Linked DNA regions of Mus musculus: all the other regions are linked to region 1. Evidence: chromatin loops called from intact Hi-C (ENCODE). Cell type or tissue: heart. All regions are shown on one strand. Links, peaks and the distances in the headings refer to the core of each region. The heading gives the core; the rest is flanking DNA.

What was found. Peaks named below come from ENCODE experiments on the same cell type or tissue, not always from the same donor. Only the 100,000 strongest peaks of a DNase experiment are listed, where the experiment ranks them.
Region 2: it touches region 1 in a loop (3-fold over the local background); 12 of 42 quality-filtered maps call a loop at or near these places.
Region 3: a loop joins it to region 1, with 2.6 times the contacts of the local background. A loop is called at or near these places in 5 of 42 quality-filtered maps.

What each region holds. Positions count from the first base shown.
Region 1 is chr11:12,528,834-12,539,015 of GRCm38, reverse strand. No RefSeq gene overlaps it. Among named protein-coding and RNA genes, the nearest start is that of Cobl, 69 kb to the right of the region's middle. In heart, for the core only: a CTCF peak has its summit at 6,412 (motif pointing right); no DNase peak of the experiment used is centred there.
Region 2 is chr11:12,309,116-12,319,297 of GRCm38, reverse strand. It overlaps Cobl (cordon-bleu WH2 repeat), which reads left to right. Exons shown (of 15, transcript NM_172496.3): 8 at 9,546-9,684. It overlaps Gm12002 (a long non-coding RNA gene), which reads right to left and starts at 4,811. Exons shown (of 6, transcript XR_872246.3): 1 at 4,631-4,811. In heart, for the core only: a CTCF peak has its summit at 4,419 (motif pointing left); DNase peaks (open chromatin) are centred at 3,417, 4,847 and 7,697; H3K27ac peaks cover 735 bases.
Region 3 is chr11:12,457,607-12,467,788 of GRCm38, reverse strand. It overlaps Cobl (cordon-bleu WH2 repeat), which reads left to right and starts at 2,829. Exons shown (of 15, transcript NM_172496.3): 1 at 2,829-3,107. The coding sequence starts at 3,067. In heart, for the core only: no CTCF peak of the experiment used is centred there; no DNase peak of the experiment used is centred there; H3K4me3 peaks cover 1,804 bases; H3K27ac peaks cover 1,125 bases; H3K27me3 peaks cover 2,925 bases.

The DNA of each region.
Region 1 (10,182 bases), core at 1,443-9,442:
TTAAATGAGGCCTACCCACATCAAGAAGGGACATAAATTTCTCTCATTATTAATTAAAATGTCAATCTCATCTAGAAACACCATCATAGAAACATAGATCAAATATGTGAGCCTTACCTGACATTGTCAAGTTGATGCACAAAGTTAACTGTCACAAACAGAAATTTTTGTTATTTGTGTTTTAATAACAATTAAAAATTGTTATTCTAAAAATAAGTGAAAGTCCTAGAAGAAATAGAAACCTACCAAAAGACAAGACAAAAAAAAATACCCCATAACAGAAAGGGTAAGAGACAAATGTGATTTTATGTTAAGAGTTTACTAAATATGCGATGACCATACAACAATTATTTTGCTCCATTTTCCTCAATGACATATTTTCTAGTTTTGTTTTGATTGCTATAGCAAAATAATGCCCTGACATAAAGCAACCTCAGAAAGAACAGGATTATTTGGCTTCAGGTCAGGTTAATATCCATAAGTAAACATTGAGGCAGGAAATTGAACTAGCTAGTTATATCACATGCACAGTAAAGAACAGAGAGACAATATGTATGTATGTATGTATGTATGTATGTATGTATGTATGTATGTATATGTGTGTATGCTTGTTTACTTGTGCTCATCTTGATTTCTCCACCTGCTGCCTAAGGTTGGGTCTTCTCAAATCAATTAACAGTAACAACAATGAAAACTCTCCACAGACATTCCCATAGGCCAATCTAATGTAGACTGCCCTTCAGTAAGACTTCCCCAGAGCTTGTGTCTCTAGCTGCATATGTAGCAGAAGATGGCCTAGATGGCCATCATTGGGAAGAGAGGCCCCTTGGTCTACCAAACTTTATATGCCCCAGTACAGGGGAACACCAGGGCCAAGAAGTGGGAGTAGGTGGGTAGGGGAGCAGGACATGGGGAGGGTATAGGGGACTTTTGGGATAGCATTTGAAACGTAAATGAAAAAAAAAATCTACTTGGAAAAAAAAAGACTTCCCTTTAAGTGATTCTAAGTTGTGTCCAGTTAATAAGTAAAGGTAACCATTAAAACATATTCATGTTTTGGTTGTTTGGTGTATTTGAACAAGCAATAAAAGCCAGGTTTTAAAATTACAGGCAAGCTAAGAGCTAAGAATCTTCTCTCCAGATTGGCTTGTTTGAGAGTGAATCTCAGAAGTCTTTATTGTTTGTTTGTTCTTGGGGATGGTGAATTTGGTCTGTTTCAGAAACTTCTGAAGCTATTTTGAGCTGTTTATTGTCTTAATAAGCTTCCCTGCAGAATGAAGTGTTTTAATTTGAAGGAAACTGCTAGACTACAGTGATCCATGGGCAGTTTAGCTCTAGGGATGCTCTCTCTCAGATGCAACAACAAGTATGATTCTTCCTTATTCCCCCCCCCCCACCCCCCCACGAACAGCTTGTCTTTAAGTAGTCTTATCTCTCAGGTGCTAAGCTCTTCTTATACTTGTCTTCTGCCAACCATGGCTACTCACTCGCACAGTCACATGGTATTCTGTGCTATTGTTAATGACAACCCCTCCCATAATTTCTGTCATTAACCCGTGATGTCTGACCTCTCCCACTCATCCTCTCCAGCACACTTTCCTGCCTGCCTTCAAGGCCAGCAAACTGTCACAAGTGCAAGTGAGTGTGTATTCAGAATCAGACACCAGATGGGAAGCAAGGACAAGTGATCTGGGAGCTTTTCACTCTACTGAGGTTGAGAACATGCACCCAAGACCAGAAATGGATCTTAATAGGAGGTGTGCAACACATTTCCAGGTTTACTGCAGTACCCAAGGCTCACAGCATTGGCCAGTTTTGTCACTGCTCTTCCACCTGATACCTTTTTTTCAGAGTACAGAGCAGAATCTTCAGTAGCAAGACACACTTGTATGTTTTCCACCGATGTCTCTGATGTTAATCTACTTGATTCCAATATCTCCTCCTGTCCCAGAGAGTCCATTTCCTTGACTCTTAATCTAGAAAGTCACTTTGCTTACAAAAATGGTACAATGAATACTTTATGGGTAATTAAATAGGAAGGCTTTCAAAGAGATGGAGAATAATAAGAACTCAGTCTCACTCTCTTAACCCGATGAATGACATAAATCTTCAGAATTTCAGGAGACTTTCCTATCATCTTATCTTTCCATTTCAGAATCAAATACTCGAGGACATTTTAGCATAAATTATGTCGGCATGCCATCTGCTCTCTACCCACTCCCTGTTGCAACCTTCAGTCTCCAGGGACATAGTCACCTTTGCTGCAGTTACCTATGTTTTTTCTTTGTTGAATAAGCTGTTAAGAAATGAATTCAGCCAATAACCATGCAAGCATGGAAGAGAACACACTGCCTGAGAGGAGGTGCCGGCCTCAGCCAATAACTTAATTGTAGCCTTCTGATATCCTACGCTCAGGAAATAGCTAAGCCGGTCTCCCTTTTCTGACCCACAGACACTGTGTGATAACAAATGTATGTTGTTTAAGCTGCTAAATTATAGCAATTTGTCACACAGCAATAGACAACAAATACAAGCAGTGAGCAAGACTGTACCATTATGATGGGGACAGTTTTCCTTCCATAAAACTCATGTACAAAAGTGTATCTTTACTAACGTCATCTCTATTTCGGGTATGATTTTCCCTTGCTGACAAGGGAAGATGACAAATTGTTCAAATTAAATCTGAGTCACTTGAAATTTCCTGGTTTCCCCCCCTAAATATTCATGTAATTTTTAGGCATTTCAGTGTGATAGTTAACACTACCTTTAAAGTTTAAACTGACTATGCTTGAGAGACAAGAAGGCAAAAATGCCTCTAACATGTAAGACCCTACCTAGCTAGTACAAGCTCTACCCTAGCAACCCACTTCCTTTTATCACCCGATGTTGATTATTCTTTTTTTTAATTTTATTTTATTAGATATTTTCTTTATTTACATTTCAAATGCTATCCCAAAAGTTCCCTATACCCTCCCCTACCCACCCACTCCCACTTCTTGGCCCTGGCATTCCCCTGTACTGGGGCATATAAAGTTTGCAAGACCTAGGGGCCTCTCTTCCCAATGAAGGCCATCTTCTGCTACATATGTAGGTAGAGACATGAGCTCTGGGGATACTGGTTAGTTCATATTGTTGTTCCACCTATAGGGTTGCAGACCCCTTCAGCTCCTTGGGTACTTTCTTGAAGATTATTCTTAAACTGACTGATCTTGTAAAATTTGTTGCTCTTGCAAAATACTAGGTCATAAGGTTAACAACTACTTCTGCTTTTATAATCAATCTTGCTTAGTCTGCTCAAAAAGATAAGTAGAACAAATATAAGACATATTTTAAAAAAAATAATAAGCTCCTGCCTACATGTAGGCATAATCCGTGTAATCTTGGGGGTTTTGGGCTTTGTAAGTCCCACTGTGATGCTATGGGTAAATGTTGTATCTGGGGCACTGTCTCAGGTGTAGTCCAGGAGCCAGTCAGTCCAGTATCTAAATAAAAGTTACTTATTAAAATCTTATTCATTGTCAGATTAGTGAATCTCTGAACAATCCCAGACCAATAACATCAGTAGCATTGGCAATGGGGCTGTGCTCATGAGAAAAGATCCGTTCTTCTGTTGGACATCTGATTATGAATGTACTAGAGGTGCCTGACCCTCATAATTAAAGCCAGAGGGGGTGTACTGTCTCCATCAAACCCCCAGCCATACCTCATGCTGTCTACATTGTTCCCAGATCACTGCTCCAGGCTGACACATGTGAAAAATGTGATTCTCTCTGGAGTCTGAGGTCAAGCACATTCTTTCTGGCCTGTGCCTCCCAAGCATAACATCTGAGGGTTCATTCTCTGAAGGAACCAATGGTATGTGTATAGTCAGCAAAATCCTTTCTTTCTTCATCGAGTCTCCTGCCTCCTTCAGTCAGTCTAAAGAACAATTACAAGTATGGAGGGATGAGAGAAAGAACTCACCTAACATACTCTCTCTCTCTCTCTCTCTCTCTCTCTCTCTCTCTCTCTCTCTCTCTCTCTCCCTCTCCCTCTCTCTCTCTCCCTCTCCCCCTCTCTCCCTCCCTCCCCCCCTCTTTCTCCCTCCCTCCCCCTTCTCTCCCTCCCCCCTCTCTCTGTCGATGTCTGTCTGTCTGTCTGTCTTGTCTGTATCTGTGTCTGTGTCTCTCTGTATCTATGTCTGTCTGTTATTGTCGTTGTGTATTTATGTATGGTATGTGTCTGTGTGTGACTGTCTGTCTGGTGGTGGGGGAAGTGGTGCTGGTGGTGTGGTGCTGGTGATGATGGTGTGTGTGTGTGTGTGTGTGTGTGTGTGTGTGTGTGTGTGTGTGCATGTGTGGTATTTGTCTGTGTGTGACTGTCTGTATTTATGTCTATGTCTTTGTGTTCTGGGAATTTCACCTAAGATCATGTATATGGTAAGAATTGTGTTACCTGTGAGCTACATGTCTAGGCCATCACACTTTTTTTTTGTATTTGTTTTATACCAAAACAAAGAACTTCAAGAAGAAGGCATTAGCGATATGTTCTCTAGTCATTTAGAACACTGAAAATCTCAAATCTTGTAGCAAATATTGAGGTCATAGTCAATAAGCCCTGTTTGAGCTTCAGCAACAAACACAATCCCTGAGGTTTAGTACTTAACAATTTGCTTTCACATATGTAGGATCTGTTCTTAGCAAAAATGACTTTCATGGCTGCTCCATGCTGTAACTCTGCATGCAGGTAACTTTGATTTGATAGCTCTATCTCCAGTTTCAGTTCATGTTGGCTTGCGACAGCCAGGTATTATAATCCCCCCCATACACATAGAATAGAGGATGACACATACTAACGTAATATTGTGAGACACCATAGATTATGCAGACTCACATTTATCAGCACAACACTAATCACCAAGATTCCCAACACAAAGGAATACAGATGTTGAGAATACAGTGTTAGGTGTAGCACAACTTAATCAGCCCATTGGCCAGAACATGTCCACTACCTCTGACCAGAAAAGCTAAGAAATGTGGCATAGCACCTGAGTATTCTGTGGGAATTAAAGACCAGTGTGACACTGCACAGAAGAAATGGGTGTATGAGCAAGCCATTGGGTAAATGAATAGACTAAGACACTTGTGACTATCCAAAATAATGTTACAATAGTCAAAACTCATTAACCAGTTAGTGTATCTCTTGTCCAAAAGTCTCAAAGATGATTTGACCCATGCTACTGTCTCGCCAGCAAAACGCACGCAGGCCACTCGGATCCTTCTGCAGTACAGCTTTAATACATCTTGAGAGATAGATGATCAGCTTCAGGAGAGGAGACCCAGAGAGCAGAAAACACTTCCCTTATATAGGCTGCGAAGTACTGTTGGAAGTACGGTTGGAGATGTGCACCACCGGGATTGGCTGCCCACCTTCAGCCAGATGACGCCACGAGACAGGCAGGGCTCAGGTAATGGAAAGATTCCCTGACGCCTGCCCACCTTTTACTACGAGCAATGGATGTCAGCGCCATCTTGTAACGGCGACTGTGAGGGCGGCTCCTCACAATGATTGACTCGTTGTGTTGATATAAAGACTTAAATAGAGTCCTTTGGGTTCCAACATTCAGTGACTTCCAAATGGCTGTTGGGAGTTATGGAGAAGGATGGATAATTGTTGGTAGTTGGAAAAATAAATAATCTAAGAAACAGAAAAAAAAAAACGGGGAGCACAGAATGTGTCCCTTTGGAGAAAGGGGAAAGATGAAGGGCGGAGCAGAGCAACAGGCGCTCTCTGCAGAGAACCTGAAGAGTGTTTGCTGAACCTCTGCCTCTGTGTCCCAGTCTTGGTTGGATCCACTGTTTCTGGGCTTAGAATGAGAAGCGCAGAAGTTCCTGGCTGCCTTTAGAGAGACTTTCCCTTTAGGGAAATCAAAGTAACTTAACATAAAGCATTATTCCTATGTCCTTTTGCCAAACAAGCATGAAATACTGGTTTTCCCAAAGCAATGAAAAACTGAGAAATGAAAACAAATCGTTGTGTACTGAACAGATTTGACTATATTATTTAAGCCTCGCTTGCTGCTGAATCCCAAATAGTTGCTCGTCCGAGATCTATTTGATCATTTGTGTGTGTGTTTCTTCTCTACCTATTTAGATGCTCTTTGCACAGATTCAAGTTTTCAGAGACACATGAGACTAGACACTTTGCTTCTCTTTAGGTCTGTGAAGTGTCTATTTCGACCATCCAGTGAGCCCCAGAAGCTGTAGAGCCCTCAAGATTTTCGCACTTTATAGGCGAAGAAGGCACATGGCTCTCCTTGCAGGACCAGGCTTCTGATCTGGAAAGTGATTTGCCCTTGGGCTTGGAAGAGAGCAATAAGGCTTGCTTAGGCAATCATTTACCATCTGTCCGCTGTATGTTGTCTCAGTTACCACTAGATGGAAGCAGATTTGTTTCCAAAGGGTTCTGCAGCAAGCCTTCTTACTGGCTCAAGCTTGGGCAGTCTAGGGAGCTGCCTAGGAAACCCTGCTAGCTGCTCTCAGAGGATTGGCTAAAGCCTTCCAGAACAACCACTCCGTGGCTCACCTTCCTTCTCTACCCTGCCCTCACTGGAGCAAGCAGTCCTGGAAGCCAAGCTCAGACACAAGCAAACCATGCAGCTGACAAGCCACCCCCCACCTCCCACCTCCCACCTCCCACCCCTGCAGAGCCATGCTGTTTCCATGGTGCTGCTCACGCAGGATAGCTTGCTGCCTTTCAGAAACCCTCTGAACTTGGTGCAAATTCTGATGGCCTCAAGGCTTGGGCGTGGTTGTAGTTAACACTGCGATAAGGCCTACCCAAGCCAATGCAGACAAAATTTGTCCCCAAAGATGGCCTCCCACATAATCTCAGCAGTCTCTGCTCCAGCTTTAGGCTCTTTGTAAACTTTATAGCCCTTGTGTCCCTCCCTCTGGCTGCTAACTCCCAACATCCCTTTCCATTTTCTTCCCCTGTTCAGTGTCTCTCTGACTGTCCATCATTTTTGTTTCTCTGAACTTGGCTAGGGTTCACATATTTAATAAAGGGGATAGCTGAGATTTTAAAGCTAATTTCCCTCTCCCTCTCCCTCTCCCTCCCCCTCTCCCTCTGTTTGTGTGTGTGTGTGTGTGTGTGTGTGTGTGTGTGTGTGTGTGTGTATTACTAGGCATTGCACCAGGGCCTTGCACATACTAGACAAATTACATACACAGATATTCTTCAGTTTTGACACCGTCATAGACCAATGATGCCTCTCCTATTGAGATGCTGTTTTAGGCATCTGTAGACTTATTTGATGGGCAGATGAAAACAGGGGCTGTATGTTCTGTGTGCCCACAACAGACATGAGTAGTTGCTCTTCCCTCAGCCCAGGGGAGGCTTCACCCAGCCCAAGTGGCCTCATTAATACATCAGACAGGACTTGATACCACAGTGACTGGCTACTGCAACCTAAAAGCATGTCTCCATTTCTGTAATCTGAAAGTGTTTTAAGCACCTCTGCTTTTAGAAATGTGTTTCTGGTGATGGATTGCCTCATCATAAAACACAGGCAAGTATTTCTCTGCCAGCATAGATTAGGCACATTTTTCAGTGGGTTCCATTCAGACATCAGTCTATTTTAATTGGTCAGTTTAGTAGGCACACATACTAAGCTTAGAAACGGAGAGCAGTGAGTTGGAGAAATGAGGGTATGCAGTTCCAGGAAGTGACAGCTGTCAACGTAGGAAGTATATTAATAAGTAGCGAAGAAGTGAGCTTGTGCAGGAAACAACAGGAGAGCAGGAGAGCTTCAGTGTGTCCTTGGAGGAGATGGAGCAAGGCAAGCATTCTGTCTCACGGTACGCCTGGCACCCAAAGTCCAGCGATCAATGATTTTCAAATTTGTAAGTGCAAGGTCATGTAAATCCTCCTCTGAATATTAGTCATAAGTGTCCAGTCACTCATCATTGGATAGATTGCAGACATCCCACTTGTTACATTGGTTGTCGTCAATGTCAAACTACAGGCTCTGTTCTGTTAGGCTGTTGAGGTATCCCCAGACACCTTTGTTCTTTATAGCTTGTTATTTGACTGTTATTATTTTATTTTCTGTACAGATAATATCATCCATTATTATAAGTTGTGCAGTTGAATAACCCACATTTGAAGAAGCCACAGGGACAGGCACAACAAAACGGCAGTAGCATGGCCCTTAAAAACTAATGCCTTGACCATGGTATCTCTCTTATCAGGTAAACATTATTATTTTACATTGAATATGCACATTCTAGAACAGAGGAACTGAAAAAAAAGGAAAGTGGTTTCCATACAGCAGTCACCCATCTTAGCAGTCTCAAACTGTTCATCTGCCCTTAGATTCAGATTATAATAAGCAATTCCCTAGCACCAGGTTACTGATCTTAAAAACACTTTACCATACTCTTTTAAAGGACAAATATTACTTTTAAAAAGCATATAGTCATTCCAAAGTTATCAATTATCCCTAATACTATCCAACATCTAGAGGATGCTTGGTGTCTCTGAATGCCTTTACTTTTGTATTTATTCCTCAAGTAAGCCCCATGATAGAGCTAGCTGATAATGATTCCTAATGGTCTCTTTGAGTATGGAAGTCTTTATTTCTCTCTCTCTCCATCTCTCTTTCCCGTATCTTTCTCTAAATAGATATGTTGAAGGAAGAGTCATTTCCCCTAATTTCTGAGCCCCTACACATTGCTGAAGGCGTATGTCTGCAGTAGTATTGAATAATATCTGTCAACCTGACATTTTCTGGGATCCAGTCATTAAATCCAACTTTGTGTGATTCAGGATTTTTTGGACAGGAACTAGGGTCTATGTCAGCACGTGTTTAGCTTAGCTTAGCAAGTAAATAGCGTATCTGAAGCCCCACAGCCAATTTCTGCCATAGTTTTTATCAACTTGATACAAACTTTACAACTTGAGAGGAAAGAACTTCAGTGAAAGGGTGGTTTCCATCAGCCAGGCTTGTGAATACATCTGTAGGGCATTTTCTTAATTTCTTGTTGATGTAGAAGAGCCCATCCCAGTATGGGCAGGATCATCTATGGGCAGGTGGACCTGGGCTGTATAAGAAGGGTAGCTGAGCAAATCAGAGAAAGCAAAACAGTTCCTCTGTGATCTCCGCTTCAGTTCCTGCCTCAGCTTCCAGTTTTGAGCTCATACTCTGCCTTCCCTCAAGGAGTAACTCTAACTGGTAACCTGAAATAAAAACATTTTCAAGTTGGTTTAGGTTATGACATTTATCCCAGCAACAGAAAGCAAATTAGGATGATCTACAACAACAAAAGTAAACACATCCCAACAGACATGAATGGTACTAAAGACTTCTATTCTTACATAACTGATCATATCCTCTCACATAGGTGAGGATCAGAGATTGCCATTAGATGCAGTTAGAGGCAGAATGGTATTGCATATTTCTACTCTTACATGATTAATTGTATCCTGTGATGTCATTAGGAATCAAAGATTACTATTAGATGCAGAACAACTTTTCTTGTTGCATCAATATAAAAGATGAGGAAAATAATTATATTTCAGGTTTTTTTTTGCATAAGTATCTGAGTTCAAAAAGTATTTGAGGCCAATATGGCACTACATTACTCCTGAGAATTCCATGGGGTCTCTATTTCACTATTGTTAGCAGAAAGAAATGTCAATCCAGAATGTTCTGTTTGGGCCTTAATTGCTGTTGGTCTTTTACATTTCTTCTCAATTGACCTGTAACTCTAGGGTCTCCGGATCAGGCAACAGAGTGGAGGTAAACACAGCTGGGTGGTGGTAAACACAGCTGGGTACATCTGTGAAGAAGGGTCAAAGGGGAAGAAGCAGAATGAGGCAGAAAGAAACCTGGAAAGGGGACCAGGAGACGGAATTGGTGAGGACAAAAGCTGACTTAAGAAGGATCGAATTTTCACACTGGGTCAGTCTACTGAGATGAGCATCGAGAAGGGCAGAGTCCGTGGTGATGAATAAAAGCAATTCTTCTTGGAGGGCCTTAAACAGAGGTTCTGTGGTGGGTCTGCTGGGCTGCACTGTTGTTTGCACAGCTCCATCCCCCTGTTCCTCTCAGGACATACACAAGAGGCTCTGCTCCCTCAGTGGGAGTTCACAGAGGGGTGTGGGTTTCCTCTGTCTCTAGGTTTTTCATCCCAGCCTCTG
Region 2 (10,182 bases), core at 1,372-9,371, 220 kb after region 1:
GTTCCTTCTGCCCCTTCTTCCTGGATTTTCCCTATGCCTTGGTGGTGATTCGGAGAAGGAGTAGGTTGAGAAATACACTACATTCAGAGCTGAGCACTCAGTCATCTCTCCTTAGTCCTTTGACTAAGTCCTAAGACCATTGCAGGAAAAAAGCTTCTCTGACCAAGGTTTAGGGAGAGAGCAGCCCAAGTCTATAAGTATAAACATAAATATTTCCATGACAATTTGACAACATGGCCATTTAGCAAAATAACAGTAGCAGTTTTTGTGCTAGGGCCTGTGACTTCTCCAGCTGTGGACTTTTTCTTATCAGAATTACAGACCCAGGCATTGTCTCTTCTGGGACAGGCCTCAAATCCAATAAGAATGTGGTTCATTAGCCAATAACAGTCACACCACGATCTGCGCCAGTGGACACATCTTGTCTGGTAGGTCAGTATTGGCTAAGACCATTGATACCTCCATTCCCCCTGCAATCTGCATGGCACCTTCCAGTGCTATGAAAGCACGTATATTTTGAGATCAGTTTGAGATTGATTTTTCACTTTCTTTAGCCACAGTGTGTGGTGTCTTCAGCAATAGAATGTGTGTGTGTGTGTGTGTGTGTGTGTGTGTGTGTGTGTGTGTGCATGCACCTTTATTGTCTTGGAGACCTCTGGGATCTCACTGACCAGTAACTCCTAGGTAGGTACTCCATGCCTTGCACTGATTTTTATTAACTAATCTAAATCCGTTGTGAGAGATATTATCCACCTGGGCAGGGTAATTCCATCTGTGCTCCCCACCCCTTTTCAGTTATATTTTGAAATCAGCTTACTAGTGATTTTACATAAAGCATTTTTTTTCCTGTATCTGTAATTTTGGTTAACCTACTATTTTCTCCTCTTCCCCAAACCCCATCCCTCCCCCTCCCTTCTTGATTATTTTATTCCCAGTTTTACACTTTGTTTTTGATCACATGAATTTCACTATCCTTCCAATTATCCATTTTCATTGGATTGTAAGGTTGTAGGCTTACAAGGCTTCCCTGGTGCTACCCTCCCCTGTCCCACTTCTATAGTCGCCCATCCATTTCTTCTTCAGCCTTCCAATCCCATTCTAACTACAATTCCCTATTCTCCTCCCCTTAACATATACATCTCCTCTGAAAAAGACACCCTTCTAGTTGTTTAGTGTCAAGATTTCTATTGTTTGGATAAAACCATGACCAAATGACACTTGGGAGGAAAGGGTCAGGAACTACAGGTTGAAAACTGCTGGTTTAAATATTTATTTATTTTTTAATAAATAACAATTGTGTGTCTTTATGGGTACAGTGTGATTCTTGAAACAATTTAGAAAAAGTTAAGCTAGGCATATCTTCTACCTCAGCCCTTTGGCTTTTTCTTTTTGTGGATGAAAAGTATTAATCATCTGTTCTCTTAAGTAATTTGAAATTCATACACATTACAGTGTTAGAAACCATGGTTACCATCAGGCAGCATGACAATTTGTTCTTTCAGTTTATCTAAAATATGGTATCTTTTGATTTAAGTGTCCTCTTTCTCTCTCCCATAGTATGTATAGTCTGTGTTCTTCCTCTGACAGGCACGTAGACTGCCTGTGTATTTTGGCTTTTGTGAGTAACACAAGAGAGCAAATATCCCTCCAGCTCACATGTGTCCATCCTCTGCATAGGTGCCCTGAGCGGGAAGGGCTGGATCATGTGTTCCTATTCGATGAGCCTTCATGCTCATTGTTTTCTTTATTTACATTTCAAATGTTGTCCCCTTTCCTAGTTTCGCCTCAGAAAATCCTGTATCCCCTCTCCCCCTCCCCCTGCTCCCTAACCCACCCACTCCTGCTTCCTAGCCCTGGCATTCCCCTTTATGGGGCATAGAGCCTTCATAGGACCAATTGCCTCTCCTCCCCTTGATGACCGACTAGGCCATTCTCTGCTACATATGCAGCTAAAACCATGAGTCTCACCATGTGCTTTCTTTGTTTGGAACTCTAGGGGTACTTGTTAGTTCATATTGTTGTTCCTCCTACGGGGCTGCAAACCCCTTCAGCTCCTTAGGTACTTTCTCTAGCTCCTTCATGGAGGACCCTGTGCTTTGTTCAATAGAAGGCTGTGCATGCTCATTCCTTCCAGTGATAACAATATTTCTCTTTTCCATATCCTTCCCAAGTTATTTTATCATCTTTCAAAATAATCATTATTGTAATCAGTATGGTGGTTTTAACTGTTATTTCCTTGATAATTTGATCATTTGACTTGTTGAGCCATTTTAATATTCTGTTGATATATAAAACAAGAACTGGTTTTGTTTGTTTAGGGTAGGGGTTTACACTGCTGAACACTCAGGTTACAGCTATGAGTCACTATGCCTGGTTTCTTTTGGCTCTGTGTTCAGACCCTTTGGCCATTGTTTAACTGAGATTAATGTGTAGTTGTTAGTGTTTCTTATATAGTTTATATTTTGTCCCTGTATTGGATTGAGTCTATAGTTTCAAGCATTTCTCCCAACTCATTCCTGCATTTCTGATCTCTTATTCTTCTCTCTCTCTTCCTCTCTCTCTCTCTCTCTCTCTCTCTCTCTCTCTCTCTCTCTCTCTCTCTCTCTCTCTCTCTCTCTCTCCCTGTGTGTGTGTTTTTCTGTCTTTCTCTGCTATACAAATGTCCTTTAGTTTGGTCTGCTCATATTTGTTTCCTCTTGTTTTTGTAACCTTAACCAAGGAGAGCAAAAATCAAAACATTGGCAATAAAATCTGAATAAGACTCAAGTAAACAAGAGTATATTCATGGTTTAGATATTAAAAGTATTAGTGTTATTTATGTGTATAACGCCCAGAGAACTCTGCAGATTCAATACAATCAAAACTTCAATGTTGTTTTTCACAGAGACAGAAGAAACAATCCACAAAGAACTACAAAAAGAGCCCTAGTAAACGAAACCCCATGGGGTTGGGGGAGAGAGAAATAAACAGTGGAAGACAGCACACTCCATGATTTCAAAGTACAGTGTAGTATGTTATAAAACTATTATAATCAAAGCAGCAACAGAGAGATAACATCAAAATAGACTAGTGAATGAGATGGGACAGAAAGGTCAGAGATACACTCACTGGTTTACAGTCACCTGACTTTCAGCAAAGGCACCAAGTGAGCCCAGTGAGGAAGAGTTTCTTCACTAAATTGCTCTCAAGAAACTGGACTTTCATGTGTGGTAGAATAACATTGGACCTTTATCTCAGCCCATGCACAAGCTTAGCTCAAGGTGGATTTAAAGACCTCGAAGTAATACCTGAAATTATGAAACTGTTTGAACAAACTATACAGAGAGCTCTGTGACCTTCGTCTGGGCAGTTATTGTTTTAGATCTCTATTTTTAGCAGATGGTTTTGTCAGTGGATTCTTGGCTGCCACTGTGTTTTTTCCGCACACCTTCCTACATAACCATCCACCACTTCTGCTCTACAAAGGGTCTTCTGGGAAGAAGCTCTCATCTCATGGTCTGCTCATGTGCAGCATTTAGCAGTCCCTTCTTGATACTCTGCACTGATTCTCTCTAGCTTTGTCTTTGGATGATTACCTTACAGGGTGTCTTTCATCTGCTTTACTTTGAGTTCATTTCTGTTGGAATCCTTTGATCTACCTGAAGTTTTACATAGTGAGATTTTGATTGTTATTTCTCCAGATAAGCCACTATCTACCCTTTCCCCCTCTTTTTTTTTCTGGGAGTTTTGTGATGCGTACATCACTCCCTGCCATGTCGTCTCATAGAGCACTCACCTTCCTTCTTTCTTAGAAAGTCCTCTGCCTCAATCATTTCTAGTAGCATACCTTTATGTTTGCAGAACCTTTGTTCTCTGTGATTAGATTTGCTGGGTAAACCCTTAAGGACTTCCCAGCTTTGCTGTGTTCTACAGACCCAGCATGTCCTCTCTTCTTTGGCTTTTGTCTTTGTGTTCATCTTAAAGTTGCTCACATAGTGTTCCTCATGTTGCTTACTCGTTCATCTGTCTGTCTGGCCTCTTATAAGTCATGAAACGCTACCAAGAAAATTGCTTTTAATATTTTCAGGCCACCACTCTCCATTTCTTTAGGATTATTTGTCTAGAGATTTAACTTGCTGCTTCTCTCACGACACAGTTTTCTGGACTTTTATTTGTTATTGTAAACTCTACATTTTAAAAAGAAAGCAAAGCAAAACAAAACAACCAGAACAGAACAACAAAACTCATGCATCCTCCCAGACCATAGAGTTTAGCATTTTATGGATGCAACAGGGTAGTAAGTCCATCTGCAGATCTTGGGAACAGCTCAAACTTTGCCTGTGTTTGTATCTTCTCTGGCCTCATGTGATTGTTCCCAGACAGATATTTATGATTTTCTTTTTTTCAAGTAGTATATAATTTTTTCCTCCCTCTGCTGTTGGTCTGTGGTACTGCAGGTCTCTGACATTACAACTGGTCTCCCTTGGTCTGGGTAACTCCCCAGGTATCAGAACTGTTCTACTCTGCACTACCAGTCAAATGTGACCAAAACCACTCAATCATGCAAGCCTATATAGAAATCTAAAGCATCCCATTCCCTTACCACTCTTGTAAACCCCCCCCCCCCAAATAATCTTGAGCTGGTACTTACTTCTGATTGTGCCGTGCCTTCCTTCGTGGCAATGCCAGGTCTCTGAGCTCTGGATCAACCAGCGTTTAAATTCTTCTTTCTTCAATTCCTGCCATCTGCCCACATCCAAAAGACATCAGCTCCCTAGGAGCTCTCCTGTCACTCTGGACCGATCCAGTTCCTGCCTAGGCAACCCTTCTTAAAATCTGGAAAGTGTCCTTATGATTCCTTCTCCTTCCTCCCAAGGGAGATCTGAGCTGTGCTGACTTTGGGGGAAGGGATGTGGTACTTAAAATGAATCGACTTGCTTACTCAGGTTCATGTGGCTGCTCTTGCTTGAGTGGTCTGGGTGCTGTGACTCCCTGGCTGATCACAACCATTCTCATTAAAGCTTTGTGAGCCACGGGTGGATGTTAAGTCACTGCTTCTGTGGAACAAGAACCAGGGCTTCCTATCCCTCCATCTTAATGTTGCAAATGATTTTTAAATTGGGATACATAAATTTGGACTCTGTTGTCTTCACTCTGAATTTTACATCTTTACTCAAGAAACTAAAATAAATGGACTTAATAAATTCTGAAGAGGAAAGGAAAAGATAAATGTTGGGGAGAGAAATTTGAGAGTCTTATAAGGAACAGTAGATTGTAATAATCAAGACAAACTTCAAATTCAACTAAAGGCCTTAGTTCTTGATGCCTCATTTGTCCAACTGAGTAACAGTAGCTTAAGAAAATGCTTAAAGTTTACATACAGGATAAGGGGATGGAGGGAGGGCGAAGAATGATTATGAACATAAAAGTAACAGCATGTGAGAGTATAGATGTAGTAAGTAGCTTATGATTGTATTATAATATATACATCAGCATGTGAGAGTATAGATGTAGTAAGTAGCTTATGATTGTATTATAATATATACATCAGCATGTGAGAGTATAGATGTAGTAAGTAGCTTATGATTGTATTATAATATATACATCAGCATGTGAGAGTATAGATGTAGTAAGTAGCTTATGATTGTATTATAATATATACATCAGCATGTGAGAGTATAGATGTAATAAGTAGCTTATGATTGTATTATAATATATACATCAGCATGTGAGAGTATAGATGTAGTAAGTAGCTTATGATGATTGTATTATAATATATACATCAGCATGTGAGAGTATAGATGTAGTAAGTAGCTTATGATTGTATTATAATATATACATATAGCAAACCATCACCTTCAGCTCCTCAAATATATGCAATACTTTCTTATCAACTATACTTTAGTAAACAGGAAACTATGGCTTATAAAGCAAATTAAAGTCTCTCCTTTTGAATCCCCATGTGACTGAATAATTTTTTAAAAATTATTTTTAAATAAATAATTTTAAATAATGATGGTTTTCAGGAGGTGCTATGATAAATGCCCGACAAAGTGGGGGCAAGTAAGTATTTACTCCTAGGGACATGACAGGCATCAGACAGACCCAGAACCCCACTAGGCTACTGCATCTGGGGCAGACTCCACTGCACCCCAGAGTACAGAGTAAGCTGATGACTGAAGGTTACATGCCTGAGCAGGAAAAGCATGTGACGCTTTTTCCCAAGCAGCTATGCTCCCAACTGCAACCAGGTGGCTTCAGACATCAGACATGGCTAAGTCAGCACCAAACAGATAGTGTGCTTCATATACTCCAAGAGGGGCTCAGAGCCTTTTCCTCCTGTTCCACTCTGCACCCTGAAGGGAAGTCAGCTGAGAACCCTTCTGTGTGGGAAGGGCAGACTTAGGAGAGAAATCTGCACAGGTGGATATGTGGAGCTCTTTCCTCTCAGCAGACCAGATTTCTGCCCGGATGTCCAGGGAATCTTATAATTGTGTGAATAGACACTCTGCTCCAAAACAATATAAGTGGTCATCCAAAAAGCACAGATACGTGTCCACACTTTGGTCTTCGTTCTTCTTGAGTTTCATGTGTTTTACAAATTGTATCTTATATCTTGGGTATTCTAAGTACCCCCCGGAGCTCGTGTCTCTAGCTGCATATATATCAGAAGATGGCCTAGCCGGCCATTAGTGGAAAGAGAGACCCATTGGTCTTGCAAACTTTATATGCCTAAGTACAGGGGAACTCCACGGCCAAGAAGTGGGAGGGGTGGGGAGGAGAGTTGGGGGGAGGGCATGGAGGGCTTTTGGGAATAGCATTGGAAATGTAAATGAAGAAAATACCTAATTAGAAAAAAGGGGAAAAAAACCAAAAAGCACAGATATTTTAAGACAGGTTAAAATCAGATTATCAGAGATAGGTTGGAGAGTAGAAGTAAAGGAAAAGAGACTTATAGGAAATGCAACACATAAAGTTAAAAATAATAAAAATAAAAATATTGTAATGGTATCAAAAGAAAATGAGAGAAATATACCCAATAAAGAAGACCATATTGCTGATTTCAAAATAAGTAGAAATCTTGGAAATTGAATATGCTGCAACATACTTTAACACTCAAGAAAACTGGGCAGTCAAATAATGGAAATTTCCAAGAAAGAGGCAGGAACATTAGAGGAAAAACGGATAATTGGTTCACGAACCTTTGCATTCGAATGATTTCCTCCATGTTCACAGAGGAAAAACAGAAAGAATAAAAGTAAGGCAAACCCAAAAGGTAGAACTAGAACATTCTGCAGGCTGCAGGAATATAAATGCCTCAGAAAAAGCATGCTCTGCCCCAGCATGGACTATCTGGTCACATGGAGAGGACACTACAGGTCAGCAGCAGGGAAGGAAAGCATGCTGAAGACTGCACCACAGTGGGGTTTGTATCCCATGGGCACAGTGACAGACTGGGAACAGGCAGGCCTGTATGGTTCCACTATTTTCTAATAGTTTACTTTTCCTCTGTACTCGTGTACAGTGTAATAGGATAAAGACATTTTAGGATCTGAACATTTTTAAGTTCAAAGTCTCAAAAATCACGTACAGCTTGTTCCATAAACAGGAAATCTACAGAGTAGGAAAAGTGAATTTCCTGGAAGTTCAGCTAGGAAGAGTGAGTTAAGTACTAAGTCAGTTCCCCAGGCAGGATGCAGGAGGATGCAGGAGGATGCAGTGACGCTTCCTCTTCAGGGCTGGGCACGGGGCAACACGTAAGGACTTCGTATGTTCTGTGTGAGAATGTTGAACCACAGTGGCTTTGAGGTAAAGAACCTGTTGATGAGAATGCACTCCTGAGGGGACTGATAGTGGATGATGATTGAAGTCTCAGATTGCAGCTTTGGAATCATAATGGAGAAGACAAATCAGCCCTTGTGTGTATAAGAACTAACTCCCTATCTTTTGGAGCAGCACGTCAGAACTCACAAATCAAGACAGTGTAGGAACTGTCCTCTGTGGTAAAACAGTGAATTCTAAAGGAAGGTGTTTTCTGTGGATGCTACTAAAGTGGAAGTGCTAACTAAGTGTCGTTGACAACTAAGCTTTGAAGGGTTATTTGAGTTTGTTTGGTTGTTTTCTTTTTTTTTTCCTTTTTTTTTTTTTTTTGTTTTTTTTTTGAGACAGGGTTTCCTCTGTGTAGCCCTGGCTGTCCTAGAACTCAGTTTGTAGATCAGACTGGCCTTGAACTCAGAAATCCTCCTGCCTCTGCCTCCTGAGTGCTGGGATTAAAGGCGTATGCCACCATGCCCAGCTTTGGCTGTTTTCTTATGCAAAGTATAACAAAGAACTTTGAGCACATAACAAGATTGTTGTGGTATATTACAGAGCCAGGAAATAAAAAGCATCACTTTTAAAAGAGAAAAAATTAAAATTAGAAAAAAAAGATATGCCTATAGTTAGTACTTGCTCTAAACAAAATGATTTTTTTCACCTTTTATTGGCATATACATTCACTGTTTCACCATAGAGGTTTGCATATTTTATAGTAAATATATATTACTGTTAATATTTATAAATGTTTTACAGATATACACACACGCACCCTTCTAGTTAAGAAAGGAGGATTATTGTAGCTTAGTGCTGTATCAATTCTATGTTCTAATATTCATGAAGCATGTTTAAATTACCAGAGAGCACCCACATCAGAGCTGTGGTACTAGTGGTTGATGCATAGGCTCCAGCCCTGGAAAGCTTTAGTAATGGTTAGGCAGGACCTTACTATGAGGAACTGAAGACAAGAAAGAGTGGAGTCATCCTCTGCTCTTATGCCCTTCCTTTTCAATGAATCTCAATCAAGTGACACGAACGAGTTGTAACTTTGACTGCTAGGAGGACAGGAAAATAATTGAGTCCTTCAGAAGCAAAGAGTTGTGATCAGTGAGTCACAGACTTTACTTTCACTGGGGATACCTGCCCACGCTGCTGGTAGTGTTAGAATTCCATTTTCATCCCATCCGAGGCACAGCTGGATATCTGTTCTAGAATGGGAGACTGATATCCCCATCTTGGTCTGAAGGCCCCATATAGAGATGCTTCACTGTGGGCCTAGATGCAGAGTAGGCATGGTGTGGCTTGTGCTGGGCCTGGTTGTTCTGGGATGTCTGCAGGAAGAGGAAGAGTGGGATCTAAGCTTCCATCTACAAGCACGTCTCCTATTTCAGGATGAATAAGTTAATTCTTTGTTCTTCAGTAAGGACAAACTACATTTTCTTATTCATATGCTTAGGAAAGTCTGCAAGTCTCCAAAAATGCCTAGAAAATAGGCACTTCTTGCACAAAATAGGGAACTAGGGAATTTGGAAGTAACCCTGCCACTTCAGGTCTACACCAAAGCATGAAAGACCACAGCTGCTTAAGAGAAGCATAATTGGACAAGCAGTGTGACAGCTCTCCTTTTATGGCCATGCCACCCAGAGCCTGCCTCTGAGGGGCATGCATTCCATGTGTGTTTTGCCTCTTACAGACCAACTAATCCTTTTACAGACCAGCTAATCCTTGCTGTCCTTTATTGTGCTTCCTAGGCCTCCCTCAGCTCACAGGCTGATCTCCAGAAGAAGAAGAGGCGGGCGCCAGCTCCTCCTCCACCACAGCAGCCACCACCAAGTCCTGTGGTCCCCAACCGCAAGGAAGATAAGGAAGAGAACAGGAAGAGCACAGTGGGTGAGTGAATGTGGCCTGCTCTGTGCATGTCTGGGATGCTTGCTTTAAGACACTCTTGTTAACCCTGGCAGTGGTGTCCTTGTTAACTACATTAACCAGAAAGCAAGTATGCTAAAGAATGTCTGGAAATGACTAGCTCTGAATTGCCTTAATATCTTATTTACACTGAGGAAGGCATAAAGGATGTGAAGATAGTGGAGAGGATGGAATGTGGTTAAAGAACGCAGAACCCGAGGAGACAGTGACAAGTGGGGCTCATGTGAGTGGCTGTGGCATGTGTTGCTGACTGGAGGATATGTGTAGAGGCTGTTTGAAAAGTCGTCTGTCATTCGAAAGACATCTTAGACCTCTCATGGTATATAGAATTTTTGCCTTCCTAACCTGAATGTCTGAAATCTGAAATTCTTCAGAATCTGAAACCATTTGAACACCAACATGATACCACAAACTTGTACCATGGAGCTTGGTTTTATGAACAAAATTATTTTAAAATTACAT
Region 3 (10,182 bases), core at 1,134-9,133, 71 kb after region 1:
TTTTATTTTTTTAGCAATTTACATGTGTTTTAATCACAGTCGTTTGGCCAGAAGAGTAGTGAGAGCTATGTCAAGGCTGGTAGGCAGCCTCACTTGTGTGAGTAAGGGCCCATGCATAATTTGGTATGCTTTATGTTTTTATTTTTAAAGGATTCCTAAAGTCATGTGAGGTTAAGACCCCACAAAACCTGAATTTGTTCAGACGGATCTCACATTTCACAGAAGGAAATGAATGTTTAAAGGAAAGGAATTTGCTGCGGCCAACATTACCAGTCAGTACAAGATCAATCCAGAAGCTACTGTGTGTGACCTTCAGTCCTTGGGCCAACAAATTTTGCATCCCTGAGAGCCCATTAGGAACAAAAGCTCTCTGGTGCACCACTGACTGGATCAGAATATGCATCCTTTGAACATTCAAATTCAGGAAGCACTGACTTAGACAGACCACCTCTTCCCCTCACTATGTGCCCTTCATATGACCTTGGGCCTTCCTGGGCACCCTGTATCTGGTCTAGGTTTATTCTAGTAGATATAGGATGTCCAGGAAGGTCCAGGGTCATATCAAGGGCACATAGTGATGGGGAGAGTTAGCCTGATGAACCTAACATCGTCAGTCCAAGAGGACTAATCAAATAACGCAAACTGATAAATACATCCCCAACCCCTCAGCACTTAAAATATTTTAATATTTAATAATGGGTCTAGTTCTACCCGTTACCGGCCTTCATGTATATCTGTGGAATACATGCTTTTGGAAACAACAGTGCTTAGATGGATCTGTTGGCACACTTTACACTAGGATGGCTGGCTTGGGAATGCCAGGGCTGACCTATTTACACAGCAAGCAGAGGTCTTGGGTGCTTAGACCCTCCTGCTGGTATGAAGCCTAATCTTGCCTTTTGCTTCACTGTGATAACTCTTCTCAGTTTGTGCCACCCACTCCATTTCCCTTTTGGGTTTCTCAGACTGTGGTGTTTAGTGGCTTCTGTAGACTTGGAGGTTGTCCAGGCCCAGCACTGCCAGGGCCTTTTTCCTAGGACAGAAATCAGAAGCTCAGCCTGGAGGTGGGCAGTGCCATCCTCTCGTGATTTTTCTGTGGTATTCTGTCTCTGACAACCAACTATCTGCCATGCTCATGATTTCTGGCTTCTCTGTACCCACTGTTACTTCTCACTGGGGTCCAGGCCCCTAGTTCCTGGCCTACCGGCCCCTCCCAGGTTACCCTTTCCCAAAGTAGTGTCCAGAGCATAGAGAGATCTTACAGATTCCAGGAAAGACCTTCCGATAGCCAGACCCAGAGCTTGGGAGAGGCCTAGAAACTCAATTCATTCAATGTTCCCTTTATGTAGTGAGCCCTGATTCACCCTCATTCACTGTCTTAAAGGCTAAGAGTAATGAAAAACACCAGACAAGGCTCACTCTACACTGAGTCACATTTTCGGGGAAGAGACCCATTCCAAACACATAAAGGTAAACATATTCAATATGACATGTATATCTACATGTATTTATACCTCTTGCATGCGTAATTAATACACTCAGTTTATATAAATATAAAAGCATGTAAGCATTTTGATTATAAACAGACATATAAAGCGCGCACACACACACACACACACACACACACACAGAAGATAAAGTGATATGCTTCCATGAGGAATATCAAGACAATCGGCAAGAGTATCAAACAAAACTCAAGACAGTGGACAAGAAGCAGATGGGAGTTGAGAGTGGGGATGTCCTTTGCGACAAAGAGGTCAGAAAAGAGCTCCCTGAGGAGCAGGTATCTGAGCAGAGCCTGCAGGATACACATTGCAGATCCCAGAAGCCCTCGGGTGGGGAAATGCTCTGAGTATTGTGTTCAAAAGGAAGCCAGGCTCTGCTGTAGGTATGAAGTGGTTCACCTGCTTTGAGTGGGCACTGTGGCTGGAGCAAAGAAGGCTACTGCAGGACTTGTATTTTGTACACTGGTCTCCCCTCTTTCCTTAAACAGAAAGTTGGGGTTCAGAGGAAGAAAAGCTTAGGCAAGCTTCTGGATACAGAGTTCAGTCACAGAATTTTGCCTCTTACTGGCATTTTATTCCAATCCTGAGAACCTAGTACAACTGCTGTATTTGAAGGGCGGAACTTCATAGCAATCAGGTTCTTTTCCTGTTCCCCTAAGGTCAATTAGCAGGCTGGAGAAGGGAAGCTTAGTGGTGCTGGGTCCTCAGGTTGACTTGCAGTGAGGCCTCAGCACCTGCTGCCTCTGCTGGTATTTTTGCTCACCACTCAACATGGGAATCACAGGGCTGGGGCCACAGTAGCATTCATTACTATCCAGGCAATTAGGCTGGCAAGCAGAAGCATGCATCCAAACAGGTGCAGTTCTTGTTGGCACTGGATGTCCACACTCCAGCCTCACTGCTTTCTGATTTCTCAGAAAAAGGTGTGCCCCTTTACCCCAAGCTGCGTCCCTCTCCAGTTTCCTATGCTGCACACCAAGGACCTCATTTTGGACCACTCTCCCCTCCCCTTACAGTAGATCTCTAGTTCTAACAAAGGTTCTTTTAGGTTCTGGGGCAGAAACTGAGGCGCTAGACCGTCTATTTTTCTCTCTTCCTTCAAGTCGGTTCTCGCAGCCTAGTCGGCCCGCCTCGCCCCGCGCAGCCACAGGTGGCCAGGTATTTGCCCGCTTAGTTCCTCCAGCCGGCTGGGCAGGTGACTCGGTGCCCACCGCGGGGCGCGCGCCCCGCCCAGGTGTGCTCCGGCGGGCAGCGGGGGCGCGCGGAGAGGCGGGCGCTGGGGAGCGGCGCGCGGGCACGGGGCGGCGCCGCGGTGGGCGCGGCTGAGCCAGTTTGGCGGGGGGCGGCGCACCTTGCTCCCGCGCCCGGGGTAGCCGCGTCCGTCTCTCTCCGCACGCCCCCGCCCGCCCGGACGCCCCAGGTCGCTTCCGTCCTCTCGGCACGGCCGCTGTCCTCGCTAGCCCCGCGTGGGAGGACGATGGGTCAGCGCGGAAAAAGTGAATGAGGACGGCGGCGCCGCAGCCAGCGCCCCAGTCGGCCGGCAGAGCAACCCGCCGGCTCCATGGACGCGCCGCGTGCACTGGCGGCCAAGCCCCCCACAGGGTAAGCGGGCCCACGAGGGCGGGCGTGGCTCTTCCCGAGGTGTTGAGGACTTGGGGCGCCTGGGTCGTTGCTCCGGTAACCGTGGCAGGCCTTGCTCGGGAACACTTTCTGCGAGAGGTGCTGCTGTGAAAGCCCTTGTGTATGTTTGTGTATGTGTGTGTTGGGGGGTGGGTGGGTGGAGGGAGTGCTGTCCCTCCGTGCAGAACCCCAGCTCTGAGCTGCCTTCAGCCCCTTGCAATAGTGGCAATTACGGGCGGAGGGGGACAAGGAAAATCCAGGCCTGAAACTCCAGCTGAGTCTGTCTGGTCCCATACACAGGTTCCTCCAGCCACTCCTCGCAGGCCCTGTGGCCCGCTGCTCCCTACCTCAATGACAAGGGGGTACTTGGTCTGTTGGGACCCATGTAGCCAGGAGATCTGGGGAGGTGTGTGGGGAAGGGACTTCATGAACACTCTTCTGCCCAAGCCTTTGTGCTGGGATCTCCCTTGTGTCTGAAGAGGTGAGGACCTTCTTCATCGGACCTGTAAAGCAGAGCTGTCAATCCTGTCTTCAGGATCCTCTAGTGCCTCAACCCTTTTAGTTTCTTTTTGCTGTCTCCACACCTTGCGGACAGAGATTCCCTGTCACACTGAGGATTTTACTTGCCCAAGAGAAACTTGCCTAACACAGGTCAAATAGACTTGCCCTTTAACCCCAACTCCCCGAATCGTGCCCCTCCGTGCCCATCTCTGCCAGGACAGTTGACAACCCTTGCAGACTTGGTAGATTTCAGAGAGCGCCGTGGGGCTGGCTTTTGACCTCTTCTTTCTGGAGCAAATGTGTTATGAGTGTTGCGAATGGAATGAGTTGGGGTGGGTCCGCACCTGCTCCCGAAATGGCCCACTTTCCACTTGAGCAGCTGGATTTTCTAAGGCGGCACTGGGGACAACAAATCTCTTTTCTTTAGCAGTTATGTCCCACTGACTCACCCGATCCCTTGCCCACTGACTTTGTTGCCCAAGTGTTTATAAAAGCCGTCTAAACCAGTTCTTTATTCTTAAAATCTCCCCTGGAGGCTTCCAAAAAAGTAAGATACATTTCTAACTCATAATCTTGAAGCTACGGAATTTTTTTTTTAAGACTTTTCTTCGCTAAGGTGTGGTTGTGGTTATATAAATCCTTTGAAGAAACAAATTCCCCTTAAAAAATAGATATGGGAATACTTTTTCATGGTAATGGAGAGCCCCTAAAATGACGTTGGGAGATGTAAACAGAATTGCTTTTAAAATTGCGACTTTTCTACATTGTTACATAACTCTATTTAAGGGGACTGAATTATTTCACCACTTTTTAAAAAAATAAATAAATATAAAGGGAATATTTAGGGTGCCTGCAAAGATCCATAGAGTGCAGAAACTGATGAAGGTGTCTGGTAATAGTGAAACCACCCTATGTCCTCCAGCCAGCCTGCTCCCTAGGCAGCCAAGAGGCCAACCCAGGTTTGTCTTCCTCACTGGGTGTCACAAGGGAAAACCAAGGTGCTATGCTATGGGTGAGAGAGTAAAGCTTTACAAGGCTTGATGCCTCTGAACCTTCAGCATGTTATATGATTGTTTCCACCTCTTTGTCCAAGAAATGTAGATCTATTTTTGTAACTTGTTATTGTTGTTTCTCATTTGTTATACCTTGAATAAAGAAACACCCCCAAATATAAATATGCTTATATATTTTTAACAAAGATTACAAGTTTAGTATGACGTATTTTGAGTTAGAATGCAAAGAAAGAAATGCAAGCATATTTTATATTAAGGTGTATTGATTGCCTATCATAAAGAATTGTGACATTTGGGGCTTCAGAATGTTATCGAAAGCAATTAGAATTTGTTGGCTTGTATCTGAAATTACTGTTTTCTTTATCTCTTGAGACTAGGCAGTGTTTGCAATGTGCTTGAGGGATGTTTGTTTTTTATCTGATACCACAGAGGTTACTTATAAAGTTACTTTGTATAAACTCTCTTTTTCCCCAAGTGACAGCCACAACTGATGGGATAAATTTGTTGTTATTGAGAACACCTCAGTCATCCTCGAGCATTGTAGACTGGTTGCAATGGACAAGAGAAAGATTAGTGAAGGGAAAGACAGATGGGCTGGTGAATATAAATTCATCTCCTTAGAGTGTTATCTTTGTTAAGAACACAAATGCAAATTTTTCCTTGGACTGAAATCATATCTGTCTTCCATAAAAGCAGCAACTGTGACAGTCATCTTCCTGGGAAGGAGATTGTATGAAGATTTAATGTGTTGCTTAGGGAATTTTAGAGCTCATTGTTAAAGTGTGTGTGGTGTGTGTGTGTGTGTGTGTGTGTGTGTGTGTGTGTGTGTTTGAATGTGACTGCACACATTTTGTGATGCCTTAGTGGAAATTAGAGGGAAGCCTGGGGGTCAATTCTCTCCTCTCACAGGGACTGACCTCAGGTTGGCTGGCTGGCTAGTGTAGGAAGTGATTTTACCTGTTGACTAGTCTCACCTGTCACTAGTCAGTTTCACCTAGTCAGAAGTGATAGCTAGTGAAATATTTTAGAACACAGTATCAAGACAGAGGGCCTATTTCTGTTGGCGTCCAGTATGAGCAGCCATACACTCCTGTTTGTACTAAACCATAAGTGTTTTCATATTAAAGAAATAGTGGCTACATATTACATTTGCTTTTGGCTAAAGTATTTAAGAGTCTCTAGATCCATCCTTAATAATGCGAAAATAAGGATTATCTGTCATAAAACTTCTATACTAAATTTGAGCTGCCTTTTTAAAGATGTCACTTCTGAGCTGTTCTTTATTCTGTCAACTCACTTAAGTAATGCTAAGCCTCTGGGTGTGGGCAATACACCTAGGGATTTTACTTTTTGTAGCTATAATCTTTATCCATGAGGAATTAGACATTTACAGTGTCAAATAGTCAGATAATTTCTATCATCTCATATCAATCATATATCATGTCATATGTCATATCATGTCATATCATGTCATATCATGTCATATCATGTCATATCATATCATATCATATCATATCATATCATATCATATCATATGGTCCTGATGGACCTGAAGGGCCACGGAAATTGCTTCAAAGGTATCTGTAAACAGTTGAGTCATTCCTGCCTTATGGGATTCTAGAATTCAGGCCACCCTTTGATTTTTCTCTCTCATGATCTCCCATGCAAGGCATATTTGATTATTATTGGGTGTCAGGACTGTACCCTGGAAAGGTAATAATCCCCACATTTATGCAGGCTTGAATTCTATGGCCTCTTTAATTTGGGACTTGCAAATGAGGTCCTAACGTGCGTGCACTAAACTTTATGTCTATAATTATTAAGAAAACTGTGATTATAGGATGTATCTGTATCCCATAATAATTGGCTTAAGATACTAGGCCTTTTGCACTTTGTAATTAAATTCACAATTATATTTGCTTTTACAACTGATGGAAGGTTTTAAAAACTGATCAGAAATATTTGATATTAAATCAGTTTTAAAATGCCCAAACAGGATTTTATTTAGACGTGAACAAAGTAAGGCCATTCAACAGACAGTGTATTTATTATATGGCCTTTTGGCCCTGTACACATTTAATAATGGGGCCTGTGGATTTTACATATCATCTAAGTTTAGTAATGGGTTTCATTCAATCTGTGCTGAAACACAGCACAGCTCTCATATTGCACGGCCCACTGAATGCTTACAGATTTTCTCCTGTTCACATTTAACTTTACTTAAACCATTTTTAATAATGATTGATACTGCTGGTGTAGATAATGTGTCTTTGGAAATGGCTTTCAGTCATATAAATGACTTGTAAACTGTAGCTTTCCCCTCCTGTGATCTGTGTCTCTGCTGTCTTCCTTCTGTCCCGCCACTGTTAGTTTCCTGTCTTGTGAAAGGGCCTCATACAGATCTCCATTTCCCTTCCCTGCTCCTTCCATTCTATATTTTCAACTTTTCTCTTGCCAAGGGGATATTCTCTATACTTGTCAAGGGTTTTCGTTTTACAGTGCTAAGAATGGTGGTAGCTTTCAAGACATGCACTTATCAGCCTAGACCCATGGTGTCGTGTACTTTACAGTGACAAATGGCAGTTTTCCAACAGTATTTGTGTTTCTCATTGTCCACCCCAGGCCCTTCCCCGTGTTTCTGAGCCAGTCCCCCAGCCAGCAGCACCCTGTGGTAATTTAGGATTTAAAATCATCTATCTGGTTGCCCTCATCGGGAGGTAAACTGCTCCAGGCTGGGACCGTGTCTTCCACCGGCCAAGTCCAATTAAAATAAGTTCCCTAGCCAAAAGTGTTTCTATTTTAACAACAACAAAAAAGCTTTAAAATCAACTGTCAAAATATATTTTAATTAGGCTTATTTGATTAGACACATGCCCAGATTGCAGATGCTTTCACAGCAAGGCCATTGTAGATCCAATTCCCACCTACACCCAACCAAGCAATGCCTGTTAAAAAGACTCCAGCTGAAGCTGGGCGTGGTGGTGAAGGCCTGTAGTCTCAACTGCTTGGGAGACTGAGGTGGGAGGATGACAAGTTCAGGGCCAGTTTGAGCTAGAGAACAGGTTCAATGTCTTCTTAGGCTCCAGAGTGAGTTCCAGGGCAGCCCAGGGAACTTAGACTCATTGTCAAAGTGAAAACAAAAAGGGTGTGTGTGTGGAAATGTGGCCTGCAGTGATCTCTTGGCACTCTTAGTGGTGTAGCTCCGTGCTTCTACCATCCAGAACCAAGCCAAACCAAAACACACTGCACAAAACAACACTGCCTGTAATTGATTTAGAGTCCATTACGCCCTTAGCCCTGAACATTTTCCAACTCCAACCCACATGAACTCAGGAGTCTCTCTCCTCCACCTCCCTTTCTGCTCACCTCAGCTCTGTCCAGCTTTTCCTTCCTTCCTTCCTCTTCACCATAGCTCTGTCCAGTCTTTGCTGCTCTAAAACCCAGTTGGAGAGCCCTTGTTCTAGGGGAAGCCCCACAGTGTTCCAGACAAGGCAGCCAGGGTACCCATTCTTTTTTACTGCAGCACCAGAAGGTGGTCTTAGTGGGCACTTGAAGTGACCTGGACTCCCATTCTCCCGTGGAAGAGAAAACACTGGGATGAGATTTGGGTGCTGGTGGTAATGAGCAGCTTCGGTAGTGGTGGCCTGCAGCCTGGATGCCGGTCAACTGAGCTGTCTGGCCTCACATTTTGTGAGGGTGAAGCAGTGCTTCCCTGTGTGAGTGGCCAGTGCACCTGAAGAACAGAGCTCTTCACCTGCCTTATGTTCAGTTAATTTTAAATGGAAGTACTCTGTGTGGGTTGTAGGTCTGAGTTGACTGTCAGGATCTGCCCATGGTTTCTCAGTCTCTGGTGCCAGTATAGCATTGTTTCTATAATCCTGCCACTGTTTCACACTTTCTGCCCTCAGCTTGCCCTGGGAGCCTTTTCTTCTATCACAGGATGGTTCCTGGCAGCCTTCAGGCCATGTGAGCTTTCCATCCAAGGGCTCCAGGAATTTGGTTAGTTTACTGGCATTTTCTCTGACATCTCCAACCTCTCCCCTGTCAGAAACTGTGAGTTTCGTTTGCTGGTCTCATTCTGCCTGAATTCAGAGCTCCTTGGAGGCAGGCGTCCTGCTTTGTGTAGTATCATCTGCCTGTGGCACAGGAGACAGCTGTCATCCAGTACACCAACCCCACATCCCAATTGTGGTTTGATAAGATAGTCTTAGAACTCACAGGGACTTCAGTGTCATATGATTCAGTGTGTTCCCAGAATGTGCTAGATACCTCTTTTGAAAAAAAAAAAATCCTGACATTTACCTCCGCTTTCACATACCTTTGTTTCTGCCAGACACTGTGTGAACAGACGGACCAACTAGTGCTGAAGGTTCTCTGCTCTGTTGAAGCTTGCCAACATGAGGCCTTACCATGCAGTAGCCCCACAGAGGAGCAGGACACAGGACAGGCACCTGCCCTTTGTGACTCAAGTTGTGCATATCTCTGTTCATGTGGCCTTGGCACAACTCCCATCCTACGACCATGTAGGGGAGGCTTGGCACAGTGGGACACAGTTCCTGACATGATGGTCTAGTGAGGACTAGGAGGACTTGCCACAGTGGACTGACAGGGGGCAGGTGGTCTCAGTGAGTATGTGACTCTTCTCCCTCCTCCCAGGGTCCTCAGAACTCAGCTGTCAGGAGGCATGTCCAGACAGTTTCTGACCTGTGGCGAGAAAGGAATCCTTAGTTTGCTTAGGTTATAACTGCAGGAAGTGGTCCTGAGCTGCACAGAATGGTTATGTACTAGCCCAGTTCAGGCCTCTTGCAGCAGGTGTTTCTGATTTTAGTCTCCAGATCAGTCCCTAGTGTGCAGACCCTTACAACCCCTTCTTTCTAGGACCTTGCAGACCCAGCGCTTAGGAGTTCCCTGTCCATCCCCAGGAGGAAGTGTCATTAGACAGTCACCCCAAAGTGTGGAAGTAGCCACACCTTTCTATCCATCAGATGTCAGGGGCTGGCATACATTGACTTCCATGAGTCTCACCTTTTTCATCTCACATCACCTTCTTTTTGTTCACGGTATGCAGCAGTGTAATATTGGACAGCTTGGGAAGAGAATCCCCAAGCCATAGCCATAGGCTAGCCGTGTCTGGGAAAATCACAGAGCCTCTTGCGTTTCTCCTGCCTTAATGGGATGAGCAAAGAATATGTGTTCTCACATGATGAGGGCTGTCTACAAAGTTCATTATCTTAAATACTGGGTGTGGCTGGACGAGTCAGAGAACTGAAACAGAGCCCTACCCAGCACACTGATTCTGCAGCTCTAAGTACATAATCTGAGCAATTAAATACTTAAAGAACTTCCCCAATCAACCCTGGCAGTGTTTTCCCAAACTTAACGGTTTGGGAGTTGTTTAAAAATAGGCTTGGGTGGGAGTGTTAATTCAGAGAAGTGAACACTTCTGTTCAGGTGGCTAGAGCCTTGATAATTAACACTCATTCATGTTCATTAAACAAACGATTAGCTTGAAAGAGGCTGCTAGATCATAGGTAGAATTTAGA